Linked DNA regions of Homo sapiens: region 1 is linked to region 2. The links are chromatin loops, found by intact Hi-C in ENCODE. Cell type or tissue: K562. All regions are shown on one strand. Links, peaks and the distances in the headings refer to the core of each region. The heading gives the core; the rest is flanking DNA.

Region 1 (9,195 bases), core at 516-8,515, 220 kb after region 2:
AAACAGCTCTACCTCAGATAGCATTTGTAGCAACCTTATATTATATGTATACATGCTGTATCCACTGCATTAGATTGTAAACTGATTTCTGTGGCTACGGCATCTAACATATATAGCTGTACTTAACATAGTTGTAGTTAACACTCAATAACTATGTAATGACTTGAATCAGTTGCCTCTGTGAAGAAGAATGGGATGCAGAGGTGGAGGACAGGATTGGAAAAAAAGGCTTTATTTTTCTCTGTAAACTTTCTATATTTAGAATGTTGAATGTATATAAATATTATCTACTAAAATATATATAATGAAAATATGTAATTATTGATCATTCACAAAGATTTACATAGTACACTGATAATTACATCTTGCTAACTTTTTAATATGATTTGAACATGAAAGGTGACTCAGGCATTGCCTTTGCCTTCAAGAAGTGTGTAGCTCAATTGGAGAATGTATAAATAAATAGTTGTTAAGGCTCTGGAGTCCATCTCCCTAGGTTTGAGTCCCATCTTTACAATTTACTGGCTGTGTGATTCAGTACAAGTTACTCAATCTCCTTGAGTTCCATTATCCATGTCAGTAAAAGAGAGATAATACTTATGATATGGTATTTACTTAATAGGGCTATTACTAAGATTTAGTGGGATAATGTGTTGAGCACATTACCCAATTCATGGTAAGTGTTAAGTAAATGTTTGTAAGGTTTATGAATTACCAAATATATTTGGTATAAAATCTATGTAAATAGGAAACTCTTTTAATAGAGCTATTATTGGTAGATTTGGTTCACAGGGAACAAGCTTTGTTGTTCTAGCTACAGAAATTCTCTTTAATAAAAAATCTGTTGCAACTAACTGCAGTCTCCTTCTGTAAGATTCCCCAGAGAAGAAAGCACCTGGTCGTTTAGTTTAGGAAATTCTATCCAAATTGATTTTACCAATCAAAGATCAAATGATAATATAAATGGATTGCATGCCTTGTGAGAAGGTATACTTCCTATCTGTAAGAATGTTCAAGCAAAGTGTGTTTAGACAGAGCATGTCTTTGTGGTTCTTTTTGCTGAAGACCATAAAATATTAGTTTGTTGAATTTAGGGTAACAATTCATGCAGCCACAGGTTGGGTTCTGAGCTCCTTAATGTCATAAAGTTTCATTGGTTGTGTTAAGATATATAATATTCACAAAGTTGATAAACATTTAAATTGAGGACATTAGAAATTCTATCTTATCCCATTTTAGAAGTGGAATACTTGTATTACAGGCTTTTAACTGACTTATATTGGAATCCAGATGTGTTATCACAATTTTAGAGAAAATAATTTCCTTTTACTACAATCTCAAGTCCTAAATCCAAATCATATAAGACAAGATGCTTGCTCTCTGAGAAAAAAAAATGGTCAACAGTGATTTAGCGGTCTACATTGGCCCTGCATTCAATCTAGTATCACTTAGGTTTATTAAATTTTAACTAGTTTTTTCATGTTTGGGCCAATTTTTTCTTTGAAAAATGATAAATGATTGATGAATTCCAGGAATGAAGAATGTTTCTTAAATCACAGTTCTTCTACTTCCAGGTATGTTTTTTGAGATAATAGCATAGGTAGTATTTAAGCCAAAATAATCATTTACTGTAACTCTGAGGTCAGTGGGCTTGTTTATTGAAATAATAATGTCCCAAATTCCCTATCGTCCAACCGTTTGTGTTCTGATTTGAAAACACAAATCTACAGCTAACAGTCTTCGTGTATATTGGTAATTTACTCTGTGAGCCAAGTCTGTTACATTCATCTTTGCTCCAAAATTATTTGCTGAATTTAAATTTGATTATGTAGAAGACTTCTTGACCTAGTGACAAATGATATAGCCCTAAGGAATAATAGAAAGAACTACCAATTTTGAGCATCTTCTTTATGCTAGATATTATGTGGTAGTATAGTTTTTGTTGTCATGTATATTCTCTCATTTAATCCTCACCACAAGCCTAGGAAGTAGATATAATTACCTGTATCTTATAATGAAAAAAGAAAGGCCTAGAGATGTTGTGTAACATATGCAGGGTCAGTGTGCCAGAACAGGAACTCAAACCCATGGGGCCCAATGCCTGTGCTCTTAACCATGAATCTTAATACAACCATGAAGCCCTTCTTAATTTAAAATAATACACAGATACAAGGTGTTATGAGACTCAAAGTTATTCACTGATAGAATGGATTTTAAAGATGTGTGTGTGCATCTACATAACTGTGTGCATGATTATTTGAACACACATTTACATCTATCTACCAACTTATCTATCTTCTTCTCTGGGTTAGAGACAAGATTTTGTGAATGATCTTTTACAGTCTTTGAGTATTTCTCAAACCTAGATTTGTGTTGTTTTATGATTAGCTTGTGTTTATGGTCCTTTTTTTTTTTTCTCTCTCTTTAGAGATGCAGCCTAGCTTTGTTGCTCAGTCTGGCCTCAAACTGAACTGCTGGGCCCAAGTGATCCTCTTGCCTCAGCCTCCTGAGTAGCTCGGACTATGGGCACGTGCCAATGCACCTGGCTTCAGTCCAATTTTAGATGGAAGCAGTTTTTCAATGCTAACTGCATGGTTCAAGTTTAATAGGACTTGATAAATTGAATTCCATCAGTAAGTTAAAGGGAGAGACAGCCACTGCGTGGTCAAGGAAGCTCAAATCAATGGCGACAATGATATATCTGTTTTTCTAACAAGTAAACCATTTCTAGATCTAAGCTAAATTTATAGCCTGAACCCTCAGAACTGGATTTCCTAAAAACTGGCAGAAAGAAAATGACCTATTGGCATACTGAAAGCCAGTCCAACCTAATAGTAAAAATATCCCATTAAGGGCAACAGAGTTGTCTGTTAGAATATTTGCTTTGTGTATAAAAATAGCCCAGGGAAAGTGAAAACGCAAAAGTTTCTTGGTAGTCTGTGAACAATGTGCTTTTAGTTTCACTATGTAAATCAAAGACAAAAACAACATTGGGCACAAGTAAAATGGACTCCCTCACTGGCAGCAGAACAGCACCCACAGGTTGAGTTTTGCACTTCTTAACTTCATAAAGTTTCATTACATGTGTCATTTGGGGGATCTGTCCTAGCGGCAGGGATGTTGAAAAATCTCTGCTGTGATTGGAATTTAGGAAATAAAGTACTGGGTGCCTAGAGAAAGAAGGATTATCCCATTGGCAATTACAGAGGCCAAAGAGGCTGGAAATTAGCCATTTTTAATACTAGTTTGAGACTAAGGAATGATCTGAGGTGCCCTGGATTGAGACAAATTGAACAGAGAAGTTGGATTTAAGTGTTTTGCTGTGCCACATTGGTATCTGCTACTGGTTTGTTTGTGTTTTTCCATCTTTGTGTAATCTACGATTTTAAATCTCTCACCCCATGAAAGAATTTTCATGACTAAATATGATTAGCAGGAGATTTACAAGAGCAAATGAGTTTGGGGGGAAAAATAAACCACCACCAACCAAGGGGCCAAGTTATATTCACAAGAATGTGCTCCGGAAAGAAGAAACTTTTTAAGCCTTTGAGTAGAAATACTGGCCTATGTTGAAAGTGGACAGGCCCCTGTTTGAGAAAAACTGTAGTTATTTTGTCATATAAACTATCTTTGGAGGAATATATATATATTTCTAAAGAAGGAGAGAAAATAAGAAGAACAGAGAATGCTATCAGATCATCAAAGCAATTCAGTCATCTTATCTAGCTTAACGCACACATTTGCTTTAACCTGCAATTTTGAATGAGGACAAACAAAACATTTATAAGATTTAGATCTTTGTTTTAAATTCTAACTACTTGGGTTAGTTTATTGTCTTAGTGTAATTGCACTATAGTCCTTTCAAAGTTAAATCCATATAGGATTTGCTGTGTACAAAGGCTAACTTTCTATTGACATTTTGAAGGACTTTGCTTCATCCATGAAAGGTGACATATCTCTGTCTTCTTCAAGTGTAGATTTCTGTGTATACTTTACCTTGAGTGGTGGAGCAGTGACCTCTACTAAGTAAACAAAGATACGATTTGCAAAACCAGATTAAGTCAAAGACCCAAATATTTATTGAATGTTGTGCAAGAAAGCCTAGAGTGTAAATCACACTCTTGATGGATAACACTATGGCTGCAAGTTACCGAAGAATGGTCTGGCTTCAGGGCTGACCAGAGCAAGCTCATTCACAAAGAAACAAGGTTAGGTCAAAATTTAGAACACTGCATTTTACCTTTTATAAACAGCAGAGAGGAAATTCTGTTGACCAAGATCCAGGAAACCGATTGCTTAATTATGCATCCTTCTGCGTCGGAAAACTACCTGATATTTACATATCAATACTTCCTGTGGATCTCACTATGCTTTATAAGGTTAATTTCCTCATTAGTACTTTATTGATATTTAATACTACATCATCTAATTATGGCTATGGAAGGCCCCATACCCCTCCTCATATTAACCTGATATGTTAAGCCATTTCTAGCTCTGACCGAGAAACTTTATAGAATTTATCTAGGATAATATCTAAAATAATGCTGAATCAAATATGCACCACAAAATTTGGCTGCCGGGTAACTGCACACTGTCCCATGGTGTTCCTCTGCTGGATGCTCAGATCAAAGTGGTCATTCACTTAGTAAATACATATTGGGCATATACTATTTGCCAGGCCCTGTTCTACACAATGAACCAAAGTCGCTGCTGATAAGTTTACATTCTAGTGGAGAGAAAGAGGATATAAACAAAATATTATATAATGTCAGTTGGTGACACGGGCTGTGAACAAAAATGAAGAAGGATTAAGGAAATGAAAGACTAGAGGAGGTGCTGTTTTAGATATGGTGGTCGGGCAGCACTCTAGGTTAAGGTGACATTTGCTGGGTTTCTGGTGAGGCTAGTTACAAAGCTCATGGCTGGCTCACTATTGCCACCTGCAGGCCCCAATACATCTGGAGGATGAATGATTTAAAGCCAACAGACACATATTTTTTCATTTAGAGCTGTCAGAGATTTGACAAGTGTAGGTAAGTAATAGAATGAGAAGTATACTAAGAGAGGAACACTGCGCAAGTTAGCCAGAAAATACCACAATGACCATCTACACATTACTATTGAGCTTGCGAGTTATGCCATTCTCTTCATCAAAATCCTCTGAGGAATTCCCATTTCCTGTCTAATTAAATATAAACTTCTCAGCCTTGTATTTAAGCTTCTCCAAAAAAAAAAGGCCAATATAACTTGTTAGGTATATCTTATAAATTGGATTGAGGTAGCATATCCCATAAAATTTCAAAATTTTGCCTTCATGAGGCTGACATAAAAGGTATTTTAATTATTATACAATTATTATTATATAATACCTTAATTAAATACCTTCATAATCATATAATAATACCTTAATTAAAGTAAATTTTATGTAAGCCTCATGAAGGCAAGGATTTTTAATCTGTTATTATCTGTGGTGCTTGATCAATGCACCCAATAAATATTTGTTGAGTGAATAAAATATATTTTACTAAAATATTAAGAATTACTAAATATTACTAAAACACTAACATAAAATACTAAAATGCAGTTTGAGGCAGAGAACATGACCATTAAGCAGATAACAAAATCATTCAAGAAAAGGAAATACACCCATTTCAAAACCATCTGTTTCAGAGCAAAAATCTGTAGCAAGGCAATCAGATCTCACAGTGTGGGTCAGTGATAGAGCTGATGGAGAGTACTGGGGAGGGACCACGGTGATCCTCCTGACTCCATTTGAGTGGATCAGGAGAGGAGCAAGACATTCACCGTGATTTTTTGACTGAAGGAAACTTTATATGTATTTAATTTTTGGAAAACTAAAGCAAAATTGTGTCACATTTTAAAACAACTCCAAGTTTGAATGATAAACATAAAATAGAGTGGGCAAGTCCTAGAATATCACAACACTAGGAGGAATTGCCTAGAGCCATTGGTCACTGTTTCTCCTGATTTGCTTTATAAACTATAAGGAGAGAAAGCTCCACATAGGCCTCTGAACCACTCCTGCTTGACTGGAACAGGTGGGCTGCCCTAACCAAACAGTACAACTTTAACAAAGGTCAGTCAAATCCTAGAAGATAGGGAAATGAGGGAGTTTATAGCATTGTGTTGTGCATATTCTCTAGAATACGCAGAACTAGGGCTAGAATGTGTCATAGAGAAAGCCAAGTAACCTTCACCTGGCCCTTTCCTTAGGTTTGTCTGTCTTGGTCCCATGCTTTAGCTCAGCTCACTCAGCTGTGCTCCAAGTCAGCAAGTGGTCATGACCTACATTTGGGACACTATTGCAGGACCTTGTGTCACCCACTGCACTCCATTTCTCAACTAGAATTTGCCACTGGGCCTCAGGCTGCCACAGCCTATGGTTACTGTCAGGAAATGCACCAGTGCATTCCAGCCTGGCCCCAGCACCCAGCCCTACTTAGGTTTGTTGTGGTCCCTTCTTTCTCCATTCAGGAATCCCTCTCTACTTCCTGCTCTCCCAATGACAGGATCTGGTAAACTCATATGAAGTAAGGTAGGAAAGACTGAGCTCGCCTAAGGTATTACTTCTACCAAGACTGAAATTTAAACTTGAGAAAAACCCGGAAACTGAAGACATCAGAATCTAAAAAGAGAATTTTACAAAACAGTCAGCTATTAGAAGAGAATTATGGGATCAAATACAAATTAGGTAACTAAGAGAAGTTGTATAAAGCCATTTAATGACGTAAAGACGTTTTATTTCTATTTTAAGTACTTAGAATTTCTTCTAAGCGACTATTTCTTAAAATGCTCCTTAGATTACTCTGTTTCACTTTGTTAAAAATGTTAGGTTCCTCAGCCCCTTTCCAGATCTACCGAAGAAGAGTATCTGGGAGTGGACCCCAAGAATCTTCATTTTATTAACAAACTTCCCCAGATGATTATTATACACAGTAAAATAGGACAACCACTGCCCTACACAGGAGAGTAACCATACCTGCTTTACCTAAGAAGGCCTTATTTCCATTAGACAATCTCAAATCTTGTATACTTCCTCTTTGTTAGAGTATTTAATACTGAAGATATGCCATAATCATTTCTTGTTGCAAAAAGAATTTAAAAACCAACGGTATCAGTTTTTTTCTATTGAAGTTTAAAATTAGATTTTGGTAATTCAGAAACAAAAAGACAAATACAGCATGTTCTCAGTTATAAGTGGGAGCTAAAAATCTGCACACATGCACATACAGAGTGGATTAATAGACACTGGAGACTCCAAAGGGTGGGAGGGTCGGAGAGGGGTCAGGGATGAGAAATTACCTATTGAGTACATGTACATCATTCCGATGATGGTTACACTAAAAGCCCAGACTTCACCACTAAACCATATATCTGTGTAACAAAACTGCACTGGTAACCCCTAAATCTATGAAAATAAAAAACAAAACAAAAACAAAATAGATTGTGGATAATCCAGTTTAATGATGCATATTGCTTTATTGATGAATATGGCATCAATGCTGCCCAAAGAATAAAAAGTAGACTGGCCCCAAGCCCCAGTGCCTTAACACATTACAGAAGTAGGTGTTCAAGAAATTCAATCGCTTTACAGAAATAGAATAGAAAGGACTTAGGGAAAGACTGAATGAACACGTAGGAGAGGGGTAAAAGTTTCACAGATAATAACTCTGAGAAACAGTAAATATGGGAGAACACTAACATGAATAGGAAAACAAGAAGAGGAACTGGTCTGCTGAAGAGAGAAAATGAAGAGTCCAATTTCCAACATTTTAAGTTTGGATGGGAGTGAGACCTGTAAGAGGAGATGGCGTCAGAATGCTGGAGATGATAGAGCTTTGGGAATGAGAACTAGTGGTGAGCTGATGGAGGGTGAAGTGAGTTTCCAAGGAGAAAACAACCTGAGGACAGAATGTGGACTGAATTTAAGAGCTGGCAGAACAGGCAGAGAGGGGAAGAATGGCTCTGACTCTACCTCATGGCCCTGTGCCTACACAAAAGCCAAAGACTTTCATATCTCCAAATGACACCGCTTGGATGTGATTTAGCTGTTTATCTGTGTCTTGGAATGCTTTCAAATGAAAGAATTATAAACAGTATTTTATATATATATACACAGATATATGTATACACATTATATATACATATACATACATATGAAACCTTTGCTGTTAGATATGTCAGATAATACAGAATGAGTGGTAATCATTTAACACATTTCATGTTCTGTGGTGCCAGAAATGGGTAGGCTGTCTAGTAAATAGATTTTGTTAATTAGTACATTCTGTGATATAATCTAGTTGTGCTGAATTTCCTGAGATGCTTGGAGGAAACTGTTGGATTTCATTGTGAATGGATTTTTATGTTGCATATGTCATTACAGATTTTGATGAATACATAGGGTTTATTAGGGCTAATTCAAACCAAAATTCAAATAATTTAGAAATATAGTACTCTATTCTAGCTGGGTGCTGTGGCTCACGCCTGTAATCCCAGTATTTTGGGAGGCTGACGTGGGAGGATTGCTTAAACCCAGGAGTTCAAGACCAGCATGGGCAACAAAACGAGACTACAAAAAGTAACAAAATTAGATGGGCGTGGCAGTGTGTGCTTGTGGTCCCAGCTACACAGGAGGCTGAGACAGGAGGATTCCTTGAGCCCAATAGGTCCAGGCTGCAGTGAACTGTGTTTGAATCACTGCATTGCTTTTCAGAGCCTGGGTGATAGAGTGAAACCCTGTCTCAACTTTGTCTCAAAAAAAAAAAAAAAAAAGACAAGAAAAGAACTGTATTTTAAGGCACTTTGTTGGAAGCCCAGTCCTCTCTAATGGTTAGTGTAATACAGCCACCTGCTGGTGAAGTTATTGCTAGACAGCAACAGCCACTTCTGTGGATACACCTGTGCACTCAAATTGCCACATAGATTCTTGTAGATTAAATATCCCCCACCTATTCTTTTTGTATGTGTGTAAGTTCTTATCCATATGTTAGGTTTCTCTGTTTTTGTGCTGAAGGGGTGGTGAAGTAGATATTTTTCTTAGTGTCAGTCAACAGCATTTGAAATGGGTCCTCAGGTCAAAATCTGAAATTCAGAATTTGGGATTCTCTGTGTGTTTGGAGGTACTTCCAACCTAGCAGTTAGGGTATAATAAATGACCCCCAAATGGCCTCTGTA
Region 2 (8,000 bases), core at 1-8,000:
ATTGAGCGAGGTAAACATTTGTCATTTCTGTGGTTATACAGCATCCTGAGTTTAGGAGAAGAAATTGAGCATGATCAGCTGAGGCTTTTCTGGGATTTTTCTTTTCAGATCTGGTCTGCCTTAAGAAGATTTGAACTCTTTCTTAAATGTAAGTCTTATGTCTTCCTTGTTCAATACTTTATTCTCAGCAGTAGAAGTGTACCTGGCACATAATAGGTACTCAATATATATAGAAGAAAAGAAGAAACAAAGGAAGGGAGGGAGGGAGGGAAAAATGGGAGATGGAAGGAAGGGTGGGGGAAGAAGGAAGGAATTGAACAATTTCTGATGTCTGCCACATGGTACAGGTTCTGCCCAGAAAAGAGAGGCCTTCAGTTGACCAGTAATTTTGTCTAATGCAAGGGTGGAGTATGAATAAGCCCACTTGGCCACCAATTAAAAGTCCATTCTCTAATCAGCTCTAACAGTACTGATGATGGCATTATAACTCCAATTTGTTGACACCTAAAATCTCTTAACTGGCTCTGAATTCAGGAAGGGAAAGAGTTTATTGAGCTCCCAATGCCAACACTTTGTGCTCAAAGTTTCAACGGTGTCTCTAACCTCCTTTATAGCCTATTCTCTTTTATTTTTTGCAATGCCTGTTCCTGCCAAAATACACAATCCACTGTTTCACACACTCCTCACTCCAGTGTTTGCCTCATGGTGTTCTCTTTGCATGAAATTCCATTTCCCACTCTACTTCAGTATAACAAAATGCTACTCATAATTCATTTATTTGAATACAAAGGCCCAATGCAATTTTTACCACTCCCAAAACTCTTCCCAGATGCCCGCAGCTGAGGTAATCTTCCCTTCCTCTGAATTCTCAGCGCTACTTCTCTGTATCATTCTGATAGTGACCATCTCCTATTTGATTTACTTATATATCCTAAACCTTCCTGATATAACTTCTTCAAACAGAATCTGAAGGAATTGGTAGGAATAATAGCCTAAGACAAGAAAGGCATCCTTGTTGAAATCAGCCTGAGCAAAAAGTAAGACCCATGAATGTCTAACTCATGTTCATGTGGAGTGCAGGAAGCACAGGGGCATGTAATATAAGCTAAGAGCAGAAAAGGACACCGCACTAATCTAATTATACTAATTCTAATGACAACAGAAAGCCAACATAAGTCAGCATGGGAAAGAGACATAAACAGTAACATGGGCAAGCATTTATCAGGCTAAACAGATTCTTACATATTTGTCAAAATCTATTTCATTCACACATACCATTTGGGCTAAGACTTACTGAGTGATTGTTTTCTCTATTTCTTTTCTTAACTTCTTTTACAAATTAGGCCAAAAGTTTGAAGTAAGTTTAGTCTAGGTCTAGAATACCTATTCTGTATTTGAAAAGAGAGCCCATTTGTATACCTGAAATTGACCCAATTTAGGATATGGGCTCAATTTAAGTAAAATATTGCATCATATTAAATAAAAAAGTTCACTTATACTTCTCATGCTTCTTACCAAATACTACTTGCTTTTTCACAAAACTGTGACACCCTTTAATTACAAGATACCGTGTCCCTGGTTTTTCTAGACAACAATCCCTCCTTAGTGGGTACCTTTTCCCTACTTTTTTAACCTGACTGTGCCTAACAGTCTGAGTTTTACCCATTCCATAGTTAATTCTCCCAAGGACAGGCAAAGAATTGACTTTTTACAAGTTCACTTTAAAAAATGGCACTTCCTGAGACCCAGATTTCCCATTTGTCAATGAATTCCGAAGGGCTCCTTTCAGAGCAACAGCTTCTCAAAATGAGGAGATGAGGGAGGTGGTTGAGCAGTAGTTTTTTCTTCCTCTCATTCCCCCAAAAATGAATAATGAAAACCTGGCACAAAATCTCAGAATATCTGCTCATCTCTGTGTTGGGTAGAGTAAACCTACAAAGAAGGAAAATGGCAAGTGAGGGGAGAGTTTGAAGGCATAAAAAGAAAGAGTTAATAAATAGACCAAGGACTGAGACTGGAAAAGGAGACAATAATGGGCATGAAAGTAGATACACTTTGTTTTTGTTTCTGTTTTGGCTTTAAGGAGGAAAAATCCCATCTGGTACATGTTTATCTTCTATGTTTTCTAAGAGATTCTGAAATCTATGTCGCCATAAGGCCTTACACTATGATCAATGGATATTTGTTGATTTCATTTTAATTTCATTCAAATCAAGAATTGTACCCATAAATTCTCTCCATGCCCTTATAGGGGTAGAAAAGAGGAGTTTGAATCCTGGGTTCACCATGTACAAACTTTATCAAAGTTAATTAGCCACTTCCCAGGGTCGCAGCAAAGATTCAGTGAAATAACGTGCAGAAAGTGTCCAATGCCTGACATATATTAAGCACTCAACAAAACATAGTTACTGTTATTATTCTTGTTCTCATTTTCCTTCCAACTTCCCTGTCTTTAAAGAACACAGCCCCAGCCCTTTGACTGTGACACTATGGTTCCATAATTCTCAACCACCACACCTCAACACATCATTGTTGGGATCAGCAATGAGGTATGCCTCAACTAATGTGCTTATGATATAGAATAACTTCCAAAATTTTTGAATGGTTTTTTGGAAAATAAATGTTATTGAATTCCTATCCCTATAAAGCTATCCCCATGATAATATCACTCTTAGTCATTTACATTCCAGTGAGCTCTCAAGTAGGACCTTCTCCCCCAAACTTACTGCCGGCCCTAACCAATAAAGTCACATTTACTATATAAAGAGACTTAAGTCTCCATTCCTATTTAGAACTAAGATCTGAGTCTAAATCTGCATAAGCAAAAACTCACTAAGTTATTCTACTAAATAGAGGATTACAGGTCTATATCCCTCCAGCCAAAACATTGGCAGAGGCTTTAAAAGGACAGTTTTTTCTTTGACATGCTCAAATTAGGCAGGACCCTGCTCCCCATCACCCCCGCCTTCTCACTAGGTCTAAGGGAAAATGGGAACAGTACGATCAGCACGAGCCCTCCGTGTCTGTGGGCTTTTTCCATGCCTCCAAAAAACATCATCTTAAGAGGAGATTTGGAGTTTCATGAACAATTTCATGATATCTGTCTTCTGGGAGAATTGGAAACAGAAACTGAGCTGTAAATGCTAGACTGTCATGCCTGAGAGCAACTTCCATTTTCCATTCTGGATTGGTTTTAAAATATGGTATCATTCCCAGAACCTTTAAGAATAATTCAACTTTTACCTACCCACCCTCTCCCTTTGCTTTTAATCGTTCCCCCAAATCAGATGCCACGCAAGAGTTTAACATTCAAATCTGCCAAAAAATATAAAAAACTAGTGAGTACAAATCTGTTAAGAGTTAGAGACAGTTTATGGAAATACATATTTTAAGTACTCTGCATTAAAAAGAAAGAGCACATTATCTGAGACATGCCTCACTGGTGACCCCAACAACGATGTGTTGAGGCGTGGTGATTCAGAACTACAGAACTACACAGTATGACCATAGAGGGCTGGAGGTAATGGCTAAAAACAGGAAAGTGGGAAGGAAAATGAGAACTGCGAATAATAAAGTAAGTTTCATTGAGTGCTCACTTGCAAGTGAACATCATCTTGTTTTTGTTTGGAGTTGCTATCTTTAATATTTCAAGGAAATACAAGACCAGCAGAGGGAGTTGGTGACAAAGGGATTCATGCACCAAAGCAGAATCCGAAACCAATGTTGGTCTATAGTGGCTGAGGAATAAAGAAAGTAAATTCCAGCAGCTCCCGGAACATTCTGCTGAGGTTTTCACAGCATTTCAAGTTGCTTCAGAACAGCAAGGGAAACCTAGGGGGATCCCTCTGGGAGCAAACGAATAGAGAGGATATGCTACGCTGCTGTGAATGAGCTGTGAGAGGGCATAAATCCATAGGGCATTTCGCTCTGTTCAAGCAACCCATGATGGAATCACCAGGATTCTTCACATATAAATCCAGAGTAAGATTTTCCTTTAAAAGTAAGTAGGCTTTCACGGCCGGGCGCGGTGGCTCATGCCTGTAATCCCAGCACTTTGGGAGGCCGAGGCGGGCGGATCACGAGGTCAGGAGATCGAGACCATCCTGGCTAACACGGTAAAACCCCGTCTCTACTAAAAATACAAAAAATTAGCCGGGCGTGGTGGCGGGTGCCTGTAGTCCCAGCTACTCGGGAAGCTGAGGCAGGAGAATGGTGTGAACCCGGGAGGCGGAGCCTGCAGGGAGCCGAGATTGCGCCACTGCACTCCAGCCTGGGCAACAGAGCGAGACTTCGTCTCAAAAAAAAAAAAAAAGGAAGTAGGCTTTCAAGACTAGCCCTTATTGTTTGATGATATAAGGACCCCTGCAGAATGTCTTTCCAGGGTCCTTCTCATCCAGGAAATCAGAAATGTACACTACACTCTTCAGTAACCACCCATCGACCCTCGCCCCCCATGCTGTAAGGGTGGTTGAGTTATTTGATGATTAAATGAGAGTTGGATGCTACCTGACACCCTTGCAAATCAGAGTCCTCATACAACTAGCCTCGGTATAGTGACACTTTCAAAAGCAATAGGAACCTACTCTGAACACCAAAAAGAAGAATGCGGCTCTTCACTTCGGGTTTTCTTGAAGGGATAATGAGAATCTATATGCTGCTTCAAACAAATAAAACTTCCTTAAAATCTGCCTTAGACATCCTTCTCTTTCCTCTAAGGTTTCACACTCATGCTAGCTACAAAATCCCTCCCTCTCTCTCATGTAACGTTGCACACATTCGCTCTTTTTTTACCCTGTCCCCACCAGTTTGCTCTCTGTCCACCTACTCCATGCTCCCAACTTGGGAACTGCCAACTGCATGCAGTTCCAGAAAATTAAGAAGTCCACTCTCTCAGCCAAGCCTTTTCTCATCACTTTCATTGCAGTAAATTTATATTCAGAGTTATGCAATGACCCTAAGGTATAGTTAGATGAGTTTTGAAATGTGTATGTGCAATCAACACACCAATCAAAATAGAGAACATTTAAATCAGCCCAGAAGGCTTCCTTGTTCCTCCTCCCAGTCACTCCCACGCCCCTAAGCAACCACAGCTTTCATTTCTATCACCATAGATTAATTTTGCTCGTCCTTAACTTTACATAATGAGATCACACATGTGCTTTTTTGATTCTTTTTTCATTCAACATAAGTTTTTTGAGATTCATCCCTATTGTTTCATGTTTTAGTAGTATTCTATTAACTCTATACACCATAATTTATTTATCCATTCACCACGGACATCTGTTATTTCCATTTTGGAGTGACTATGAGTGAAGCTGCCATGAATATTATCGCATGAGTCTTTTTGCAGACATGTTTTCATTTTGGGGGGGTAAAAATCTAGGAGCAGAATTGGAGGGTCATAGGGTACCCATCTAACTGCTACAGAAACTACCAAAACACTTCTAAGTATTTTACCAGTAACATATGAGTTCCAGCTGCTGCTCCACATCCTCATCAACATTGGTGTTATCAGACTATATTCTTCCAATATGTAGCAGGCCTTTTTATTTTCTTAATGATGTCTTTTGATGAGCAAATTTTTTAAATTTTGATGAAGTTCAATTTTAGCAGTCTTCTTTTTCTTTTATGGTCTGGGCATTTTGTTTCCTCTCCAAGAAATACTTTTATCTCAAAAACTGCACTGTCTCAAAAGTGCCAATGGTGGCCAGGTGTGGTAGCTCACGCCTGTAATCCCAGCACTTTGGGAGGCCAAGGCGGGTGGATCACTTGAGGTCAGGAATTCAAGACCAGCCTGGTCAACGTGGTGAAACCCCATCTCTATTAAAAATACAAAAAATTATTCTGGCATGGTGGTGCGTGCCTATAGTCCCAGCTACTCGGGAAGCTGAGGCAAGAGAATCGCTTGAACCCAGGAGGTGGAGGTTGCAGTTAGCTGAGATCATGCAACTTCACTCCAGCCTGGGCAACTGAAAAGAAAAAGTGCAATGGTATTCTGCTGTGTTGTCTTCTAGAAGCTTTGAAGAAACTTTTAATCTTGGGTCTATAAGCAATCTCAAATTAATTTTCATGTACAGTGTGAGATTGTAAAGTTTTTCCCCAAACAGATGTCCAATCATTCCAGAATGATTTATTGAAAAGACTTTCTTTTTACCACTAAATTGCCCTGGTACCCTTGTCAAAACTCAATGTGAGGATATCTTTCTGCACTCTAATTCTGTTCCACTGAATTATTTGTCTTTCTTAATGCTTATTCTGCACTCTCTTGATTAATATAGCTTTATACAAGGTTTTAAATCAAGTAGGGAAAGTTCCCCATCTCCCAACCCCCAAATGTTTGGCTGTCCTAGATCCACTATATTACCATATAGATTTTAGAATCAACTCACAACTTTTATAAAATGAGCTTGTTGGAAATGTCAATTGGGACAGTGATAAAGGTATAGATCAATTTGGGAAGTAGTGACATCTTAAAAGTACTAAGTATACCATATTAGTCTGTTCTCACACTGCTAACAAAGACATACCTGAGACTGGTATACAGGAAGGAGGCTTAATGGACTCACAGTTCCACATGGATGGGGAGGCCTCACAATCAGGTCAGAAGGTGAATGAGGAGCAAAGTCCCATCTTACATGGCAGCAGGGACTTGCCTTGTCTCAAATGAGGGTTTGGACTTGGACTTCTGAGTTAATGCTAGAATAAGTTAAGACTTTGGGGAACTGTTGGGAAGGCGTGCTTTGTTTTGAAATGTGGGGACATGAGATTTGGGGTGGGGACACAGCCAAACATATACACTAATGCATGAACATTATATACCTCTCCATTTATTTAGATCTCCTTTATTTTCTCTCAGCAGAATTTTGTAGTTTCCAGTGTACAAGTCCTCGTGCATTTTATTAAATTTATTCTTAGTTATCTGATTTTTGATACTATTTAACAACTCAATTTTTAAAATTTCATTTACTACTTTTATGCTAACATATAGAAAAACAATTGCTTGTGGTATATTGACCTTGTATCCTCACATTTTGCTAAATTCACTTATTTGTAAATTATTATAGATTACTTAGGCTTTTCAACATAATCATGTCATCTGTGACTAAAGATTATTTTATTTTATCCTTTCCAATATTTTGCCTTTTATTTCTTTTCCTTGCCTTACTATTCTGACAAGGACCTTCATATTACAATACTGATTAGAAGTGGTGAGAAAAGCACATTTTTCTTTTTCCTAATCTTAGGAGGAAAGCATTTAGTGTTTCATGTAAGTATAAAATTAGCTATAAATTTTGGGTAGATGCCCTTATTAGGTCCTATTTTCAGTTTGTTGACAACTGTTTTATTTTAATCTCAAATAAGTGTTGTTTTTTCAAATACTTTTGCTGCATTTATTTAGATGATTATATAAATTTTTCTCTTTTTTTCTAGTAATGTGGCTAATTTACATTGATTTTCAAATGTTGAACCACTTATATTCCTGGGATAAACTCCGCCTGGTTTTATGATCCTTTTCATACATGATTGGATTTGATTTCCTAATATTTTACTGAGGATTTTTATGTCTATGTTCATTAGAGATACTGGCTGTAATTTTGTTTACCTGTAATGCTTTGATCATGTTGTGATATTAGGATGATCCTGGCCTTATAACATGAGTTGGGAAACATTCCGTCGCCCTATATTTTCTGAGTTTGTCTGACATTAGTACCAGTAAACTATTTGGGCCTGGTATTTCAAGGAAAAAGAGTGGGTAATTATTAAAAATTCTATGTCTTAAGTAGATACAGAGCTATTGTGATTTTTCATTTCTTTTTGTGTCAGTTTTGTAAACTTGGTTATTTGTCCATTTCATGTAAGTTGTCAAATTTACTGAAACAAGTTTACATACCCTTTTTAAGGTATGTGGGATCTGCCATTATATCCTCACTTTCATTCCTGCTATTAATAACTTATCTTCCCTCTCTTTTTTTCTTGATAATGCTTGCTACGGGCTTATC

What was found. Peaks named below come from ENCODE experiments on the same cell type or tissue, not always from the same donor. Only the 100,000 strongest peaks of a DNase experiment are listed, where the experiment ranks them.
Region 1: a loop joins it to region 2, with 9 times the contacts of the local background. A loop is called at or near these places in 6 of 110 quality-filtered maps.

Annotation. Positions count from the first base shown.
Region 1 is chr4:154,613,969-154,623,163 of GRCh38, forward strand. No RefSeq gene overlaps it. Among named protein-coding and RNA genes, the nearest start is that of FGG, 5.9 kb to the left of the region's middle. RefSeq lists an enhancer at 2,888-3,037. In K562, for the core only: a CTCF peak has its summit at 4,948 (motif pointing left); a DNase peak (open chromatin) is centred at 4,943; H3K27me3 peaks cover 414 bases.
Region 2 is chr4:154,396,006-154,404,005 of GRCh38, forward strand. All of the region lies in intron 1 of DCHS2 (dachsous cadherin-related 2), which reads right to left. Among named protein-coding and RNA genes, the nearest start is that of DCHS2, 92 kb to the right of the region's middle. In K562, for the core only: a CTCF peak has its summit at 3,678 (motif pointing right); a DNase peak (open chromatin) is centred at 3,686.